Regions from separate parts of the Mus musculus genome. Here regions 2 and 3 are each linked to region 1. The links are chromatin loops, found by intact Hi-C in ENCODE. Cell type or tissue: heart. All regions are shown on one strand.

What was found. Peaks named below come from ENCODE experiments on the same cell type or tissue, not always from the same donor. Only the 100,000 strongest peaks of a DNase experiment are listed, where the experiment ranks them.
Region 2: it touches region 1 in a loop (1.8-fold over the local background); 5 of 42 quality-filtered maps call a loop at or near these places.
Region 3: it touches region 1 in a loop (7-fold over the local background); 11 of 42 quality-filtered maps call a loop at or near these places.

The regions. Positions count from the first base shown.
Region 1 is chr6:12,748,241-12,750,740 of GRCm38, reverse strand. It overlaps Thsd7a (thrombospondin, type I, domain containing 7A), which reads left to right and starts at 1,488. Exons shown (of 28, transcript NM_001164805.1): 1 at 1,488-1,944. The coding sequence starts at 1,788. In heart, a CTCF peak has its summit at 1,518; DNase peaks (open chromatin) are centred at 1,390 and 1,790; H3K4me3 peaks cover 1,624 bases; H3K27ac peaks cover 1,027 bases.
Region 2 is chr6:13,079,631-13,082,130 of GRCm38, reverse strand. Tmem106b (transmembrane protein 106B) reads right to left here. Exons shown (of 9, transcript NM_027992.3): 6 at 451-591. Among named protein-coding and RNA genes, the nearest start is that of Tmem106b, 11 kb to the right of the region's middle. In heart, a CTCF peak has its summit at 1,388 (motif pointing right); no DNase peak of the experiment used is centred here.
Region 3 is chr6:12,349,343-12,351,842 of GRCm38, reverse strand. It overlaps Thsd7a (thrombospondin, type I, domain containing 7A), which reads left to right. Exons shown (of 28, transcript NM_001164805.1): 15 at 2,128-2,133. Among named protein-coding and RNA genes, the nearest start is that of Gm38583, 86 kb to the left of the region's middle. In heart, a CTCF peak has its summit at 985 (motif pointing left); no DNase peak of the experiment used is centred here.

The DNA of each region.
Region 1 (2,500 bases):
AGCCCAGGGCCAGGACTCTCTGAGCTTTTAATTCCCTCTTAGAGGCCTAACAGAGTGAAAAGTAAACAAAGACCAAATTTGCAACCGTGAATGCAGCTAATTTCCTCTGATGTCAGAATACTTAAACAGGCAGGACCTGGGAATTATTTGATCAAACCTGCTTTTAATCTAATGCATGCAGAAGGGTTATGTCTGGAAAGCTCAGCAAAATGACACACATCTCCAGGGAGCCTTCTGGAAGGAAGCTTTCCTCCCTAAGAAACTGTAGCTTTCTCATTTCAGACTCATGGGTTATTGGGTCCTTGGGGGTGAAGTCACTAAGAGAAGTTTTTCTGCCTTTTAAATTGTATTGTATTTGGTGTAAGACAGGCAACCAAATGACCATAGTTATCCTTAGCTTTTGGTTGCTGGGGAATTTTGGTGTTGTTGTTGTTTTGCTTTGTTTTAATTGGCTAACTGCCTTGATACTATTTAAGCGTTACAAGGAAATGAATTAATAATAAAAGACTGTTATTGTGAGTGGGGGAAAAAAGGGACAAAGCTTTATCTGACTGCACACATTCTTCTGTTAGGCCTGATCTAATAAAATAGAGAACAAAAGGTACAAGCCATGTGGTTTCTTGTTTTGGTTGTGAAAAAGCACTTAAAAGAATTAGTATTTGTCTCAGGAATGAAATTTAAGTAGAAATAGTTATTAACTGGGTGGAAGCCAACTGCTGCTACTGACTCATTTGCGGCTTAATTTTTATCCCCACCTCTGGTCCTTAGTAGTGCGTTTTCAATAGTGATGGAAGAGAAAGGAATGGAACTTTTATGCACTTCATCATTAAAACAGAATATACTGGCAGTGTTTGTACATTCTTATTCATGCAATTAGACAGCGTCGTGCACACTTTTAAGTACGAAGTCGCTTTCAAAGGCAGTTACAAGACAATGTGTTGACTTTGACACATATTAACCACGGTCACATTGTTACTGAGGATGGGCTGAAGTTAAAAAAATAACAAAAACAAAAAACAAAAAACACGGAAGTGCTCAAGTTCCTTTTGATAGTGAGCCCTGGTCTGTTCCCTATCAGGTTCATAAGTACCGCTCTTCTCATAAAGTAATTCAGAAGGCACGGCGGCTTCAGAATAAATGACCAAGGCTGATGCTTTGTGTAAATATGCAGGGAGAATAACACGCCACTAGATCAGCATTTGACTCCTTGGGTGACGATGAATTTCAATGTCAGTTATTCGTCATCCTGAAGCCTGCCCCGTGATGATGCCTTTTATTGGTGTATCCTTGTGAACATATTTCAGCGCACCATGTGCCGGGGAGTTCTCGGGGCGGGCGCGTGGGGTCTGGGTGCTGGCCCTGTGCCCTCGCTGCCCCCCGCCGGTGGTCCCCTCGGGTCCCCTTGGCTCTTCTCAGCTCTCTCTTCTCCCCTCCCTTCCCTACAGCTGGCGGCGGGGGCTGCTCCTCTCAGAGCTCTGGGCCGGCTCTGTCAGCTGGGGCCCCCTGCGGCCGGCTGTGTCCCTCGCCGCTAGGACCTGCCAGTCTGCGCGCCATGGCAGCGGCGGCAGCATCCCCGCCAGCATCCCCGCCAGCCAGCGGCGGCGGCGGTGGCGTCCACGGCCGCCGCTGATGCTATTGTTCCCTAGTGTTAGTTGCTCTTTGGCTGCTTTTCATCTGGAGCGAACAATAGAAGCAGGGAGAGCTTTGCTTTCTCTACTGGTGGAGAAGGAAAGACCGTCCCCTGCGAGAGTGGTGCGGCTCCGGAGGCTGGAGCGGCTGCGGACAGCATGGGGTTGCGAGCCGGGCGCCTGGCGTCCCCGAGCCGGGGCGTCCTGCAGCTGCTGCGGTTGCCACTGCTCTTGCTACTCCTGCTGAGCTCTGGCGCCCGCGGGGCTGCGGCGCAGGGAGACACCGAGGTGCCCACCCTCTATCTGTGGAAGACCGGTAAGTGGGACAGAGTTGTCCTTTGCTCTATCTCCAGATCTGGGACTATGATCCGGAGCGAGCTAAGGGCTCCTGAAGGAGCCTCTGTGTTTCCAACTGGTCCTGATTATGCCAGGATCCCCAGGTCAAAAGTATGATCCCTGCAAGCGAATTAGGTCATGTCCTATGCCATTAGGAAAGAACAACATAACTAAGAGGCAACAGTGAGTCACTGGGTGATTGTTTCTCTAGCCGCTCGGCAGTGAATGAGGGCAGCGCTGTACTTTCATTACAAAGTGAAGTGCTTTTAAAATCTGGGTTTCCAGTCTTAGACTTTCTAAAATGACATTCTAGCAATATACAGGTAGACAGTTCTTTTTTTTTTTTTTTTTAATGCGGTGTTTTGGCAAACACACACACACACACACACACACACACAGAGAGAGAGAGAGAGAGAGAGAGAGAGAGATTTAAATGTATTAAGCATAGCTTTGTGGTGTGTGGGACACCAGGGTCAAGCCCTGTGCAGGCAGCTCTAACAGGGAAAACTGGATAGTGCAATTTGTAACGAGTGATT
Region 2 (2,500 bases), 330 kb before region 1:
TAACCAGTACCCCCAAAGCTCCCTGGGACTAAACCACCAACCAAAGAAAACACATGGTGGGACACCTGGCTCTAGCTGCATATGTAGCAGAGGATGGCCTAGTCGGTCACGGATGGGAGGAGAGGCCCTTGGTCCTATGAAGTTTCTATTCCCCAGTATAGGGGAATGCCAGGGCCAGGATTTGTGAGTGGGTGGGTTGGTGAGCAGGGGGAAGGGGGAGAGGATGAGGGATTTTCAGAGGGGAACCAGGAAAGGGGATAACATTTGATGTAAATAAAGAAAATATCTAATTTAAAAAAAAAAAGGAATCTTTCCTTTAATAAATCTGGTTTATACTTTTCTGGGACACATTTCCAAGTCAAGTCTTTGAGGAGGCCCCCGACCCCGCTCCATTCTGCATTACACAGGGTGAATACCCATTTCACCCCCTCAACTCCTGAATAGGCTTACCTGCTTCATATCAAGTGGGCCAATGTTAGTTATGTTGTTTAAACGAGCCTTTCCAATCACGGTTTTTGAAAACTGGACTTGAGCAGTGATGTTTTCAACTTCAACAGAATAATAGTTATTATTTGTTATATTTAGTGTGTTCTGCAAAAAAACAGAGACAGGAAATACACACTATGTTTACATAGGTACATAAATATGAACTCAGAATTATAAACCAAATGGACTTTACTTGGAACTATATCTCATTTACTGGGAAAAGAAAATATTAATAAAATGTTAAAGAACATTTATAGAGAACTATGTGTATAATGAACATGATTCAAATTATTGAAAACAAGACCCAGAAAATATACTACAGGAAAATATGGAAAAGTAAATGTTAAAACATATATTTTATAGTTTTAGCAAAAGTTGGACTAAACATTTTAAATTTTTATTTAAATTCTTATGTATTATATACATGCCTCTACCAACAACAGGTCAGTACTTACATTTTGTTTTTAAGAAAGTCCATTTTTTTTTTTCAGACACGATTTCATACAATCCTGCAGGCTTTGACCTCACTATGTAGCTAAGGATGACCTTGAACCTTTCCCATCTCCAGCTCTACAGAGCTCCTATTACAGGCTTACAGCACGAAGCTAGGTTTTGTGTGACAATAGGGACTAAATCAGACCCTTGTGCATGATAGGCAAGAACAACTACCAAATGAGTGGCATTAGCAGCCTATGTAAAAAAAAAATGGCTTTTACCTTACATGCCTGTAGAGATTTATACTGGATCCATATGAAGAGATAAAAAGGCTCCAGGTTTCCAGCTGGTTGCTGCTACTTCTTTTTTTTTAATTAATTAATTGTTTGTTTGTTTATATGAGCACACTGTTGCTGTATTTTGTTTGTTTATTTATTTATTTATATGAGCACACTGTTTGTTTGTTTGTTTGTTTGTATGAGCACACTGTTGCTGTCTTCACACACACCAGAAGAGGGTATCAGATCCCATTACAGATGGTTGTGAGCCACCATGTGGTTGCTGGGAATTGAACTCAGGGCCTCTGGGAGAGCTGTCAGTGCCCGTCTTCTGTTTTCAAGCTTCTGCCCTGCCCCTTCTAGTCATAGCAGTACACACACATATGCTATGTTTATATGCTTTACATTCACAACTCTTAGAGCAAATCACTTTGAAAATTAGCCAATGAAAAAGTCTTTCATGCAGAAAAATGTAGTGTGAACTCAGCTGAAATGTACGGAGCATATGTGTATCTTTCAGACATAAGAATGAGACTGCTTGATAAAACAAAGAAAGGTTTATAAGTAGGGGGATGTATATACATTGTTAGCAATTGCATATATATATTGTTGAGAATTAAGTTTTCACAGAAGAGTCAAAATCATTATGTATTCTGGGGTTTTCAAGGGTCTAGTCATAGACATTGAGTATTTCAGTAGCACAGTGCCAGTGAGTGTACTGTGGCACTATGACACACATTGGCTCCTGGCTGACAACTCTCAGCTTATTTACATTAGAGCAGGATTTTTGTCTATCTGCAGTTGGCTATCCTTCAGTCATGCTGATGCAGCTAATGCTTCATAAGAGCTGAAAAGGGGCTGGGGCCAATGCCACAGAGAAAACCTGTGCTGGGAGGACGGAACACTCAGTTCCGCGGGGACAGAAGCCTCTGCCCTCTGCCTTTTACTCTACCTTTTCATCTATCTGTGGGCCTGTAGCCCTTATAATAGCCTCTTTGAACAAACCAGTGAATGTAAGTATATTGCTCCTTTGAGTTTTATGAGTTGTTCAGAGAAGTTAAGCAAACATAGGATCAGGTCATGAGACTCCCAACTGATAGTCTACTAGACGTTTTGGGGGTCTGAACCTGAAACTGACATGGAAAGTGGGGAGGAGGGTGTTGGGACAGAGCCTCTAAACTGTGAAGTCTGAAGGCTGCTGACAGTTGGTCAGTGTCAGAAGTGAGTTAGTTTAAAAAGACCTGAGCTGATTGCTTCTGTAGAACTGCAGAAGAAAATTCTACAAGGTGGGATAATAGAAC
Region 3 (2,500 bases), 400 kb after region 1:
GAAAATCATACTACAATGTAAAATCTCAAATTATACATATTACATCTGAAATTTTCTGGGAACTCAGGATTCTGCACGCATCTAGATAAAATACAGTTCCATGCAGGCAAAATGACAGATAAGTCGTGAGTACTGTCAAGGCATTAATCTACCATACAATTGTGCTAACTGCTGTGATGAAGTCACGTCATCCTTACAGTTTCCCTAGACTTCCACCAGAAAGAGAGCTCAGTAGCCAAGGACTCAAGAGAAAAGCAAAGAAATGACATGAATATGCTCTAAAAAAAAGAAGGGGGGTGTTACTTATTCATTCCAATCTAGTTAGTGTAAAATAAGAAATGTAAGAAGTGTCTCAAAGTTCATATATATGTGTGTGTGTGTGTGTGTGTGTGTGTGTGTGTGTGTGTGTGTATGTGTATGTATATGTATATGTATATGTATATGTATATGTATATGTATATGTATATGTGCTAGCAATTCAGTCACTGCCTTTTCTAGCATTGGAGCTGTGTTAGAGCTCGCATGCATACTTCACTGGCTGCTATCCGTGGTTGTTATTTGTATTCTGTTGGAGATAAAGAGTAAAATGGCTAATGACAGAATTGTGATTAACTTAAGTTTAACAGAACAGGCCATTGTTATCACAGTTGATCGCCATGTAAATTAGCAGAGAATAGATTTTCCAGAGTGTGTGCAGATGTTATGTTTTGAATTTGAGCCATGAGCAAGTGAACCGAGGATTTAAATATGTAAAGCTGCCTCATGTGAACATAGCCTGTCTCATTTTAACCTCTAACCACACGGTTATCAGCAGTTTCCTTCTGATTAAGCTAAGATTGTTGGGAACAACAGAATCGTACCATATACAAAGGAAACTTCTAAGTAAGTAAAAATGAGGACATTGAAGAATTAAATTGAAAGTAATCTCAGTCCTAGATAAATTTAGGCAATGTAGAGAGAATAATATACTCTTCTATCGCCATCTCCTGGCAGTTGAGCATTTTGTATTCTTAAACTGCAAGTGTTCATTTCAAAAGAAGAAATTCACTTGCAGAGCTGGAATTGGGTGAATATGAAACAGAGGAACACGAGTCCCATGCTTACGATGACAAGAATGTTTGTCTACAAGCTCAGAAATCTTGAATTTCCAATGACAAATTTAGTATTAATAAATTATGATCCATAGTCCTATCAAAGAGGAAGTATACATGTGTCAATACATCACATGTGTATGTGTCTAAGTAGCAAATTAAATATGCCACATTAACCTAAGCACTTTTGTTTCCAAAGGCACATGACCCTGTGCTTAGTTGTCTGTACATCATACAATGTTACATCTCTCTTAAAATTCAAGGCAGCACTTGATAAGCACATGTATGTATTGGTTTTCAATTCATTGGGAGTATATCAAAACAGTAATAACTGAAAACAGAAAGGTAAATCAAGAAAGAAAACAATTAGACATCAAATTTTGAGCATAATGTTTTACATAAAGCTTAAAGATAAGTATTTAAATATCAGTAAAATACTCAAGAAAATCAAATAAGCAAAGTGCTGGGCAATTGTTTATAAAATATAAACCATGCAGATTTTTACTTTAATTAAAATTCCTCAGTAAAAGTATAGCAGTTTGTTGATGTAAAAAAATGGTCTCTGAGAGTGTTTCCTCACTGAAGTTAAGCCCTAAGGTCCTTATCTCACTAAAATGTATTAATGGATTAAAGTGGACTGGTGGGTAGATGAAACCATAGGTGGGTCAATATATAGACACCAGTCCATGTTTCTGTTGATTCCTAAGATATTTGCAACTGTAGTTGAGTTTGCAGTGACAGGGGCTCTGAGAGCCACTCGGGTTTTGAACTCTTGTCCTCCTGAACATGCAATCATCTTTCCCTGGGATGTGTAATCTTTGTCTGCTCATCTTGCATTTAGGACATGAGGAATGGTTGATTTCCCCTTCCTAAAACCTATGAGATTCTTCCTAAGATTTTACTAAATTAATGTTTTAAATAAAAGTCTACATAACTGACAATGTACAATATGAATGAGCTCTTATCAAAGTAACTAACGTTTTCACATTTCTCTGTTTCTTGTCCTTTACGTCATTCCTGACAAACACCATTCCAGGCACAGGTGAGTGTGCTTATCTTCCATTTCTTCAGAGTGCTGCTCTTTAAAGAATTATTATTTTCTCCACTAGGTTTTCCTCTGCCTGTTCCCCTTTTTATCTCCTAGTATAGCAGTAGGGTTGCTTTATTGATAGAGCCTGAGGAGACAGAGTGAGGTAATTAGCCATCACCTATCCCACTTTAATGAGGCAATGGTACCCTTTATTTATGCTTGAAGGAGAGAATTATGGTGGACTGAAAATGGTGATTTGGAGATGTTGGAAATGTCAATGAAATACTTTGCATTTATCCCCCAACAATGGGGAATGATCGTTTATCAAAGGATTAGGAAGAGCAGCAGGGCCCCTCCATTTCGATTCTTCTTTTCCCTG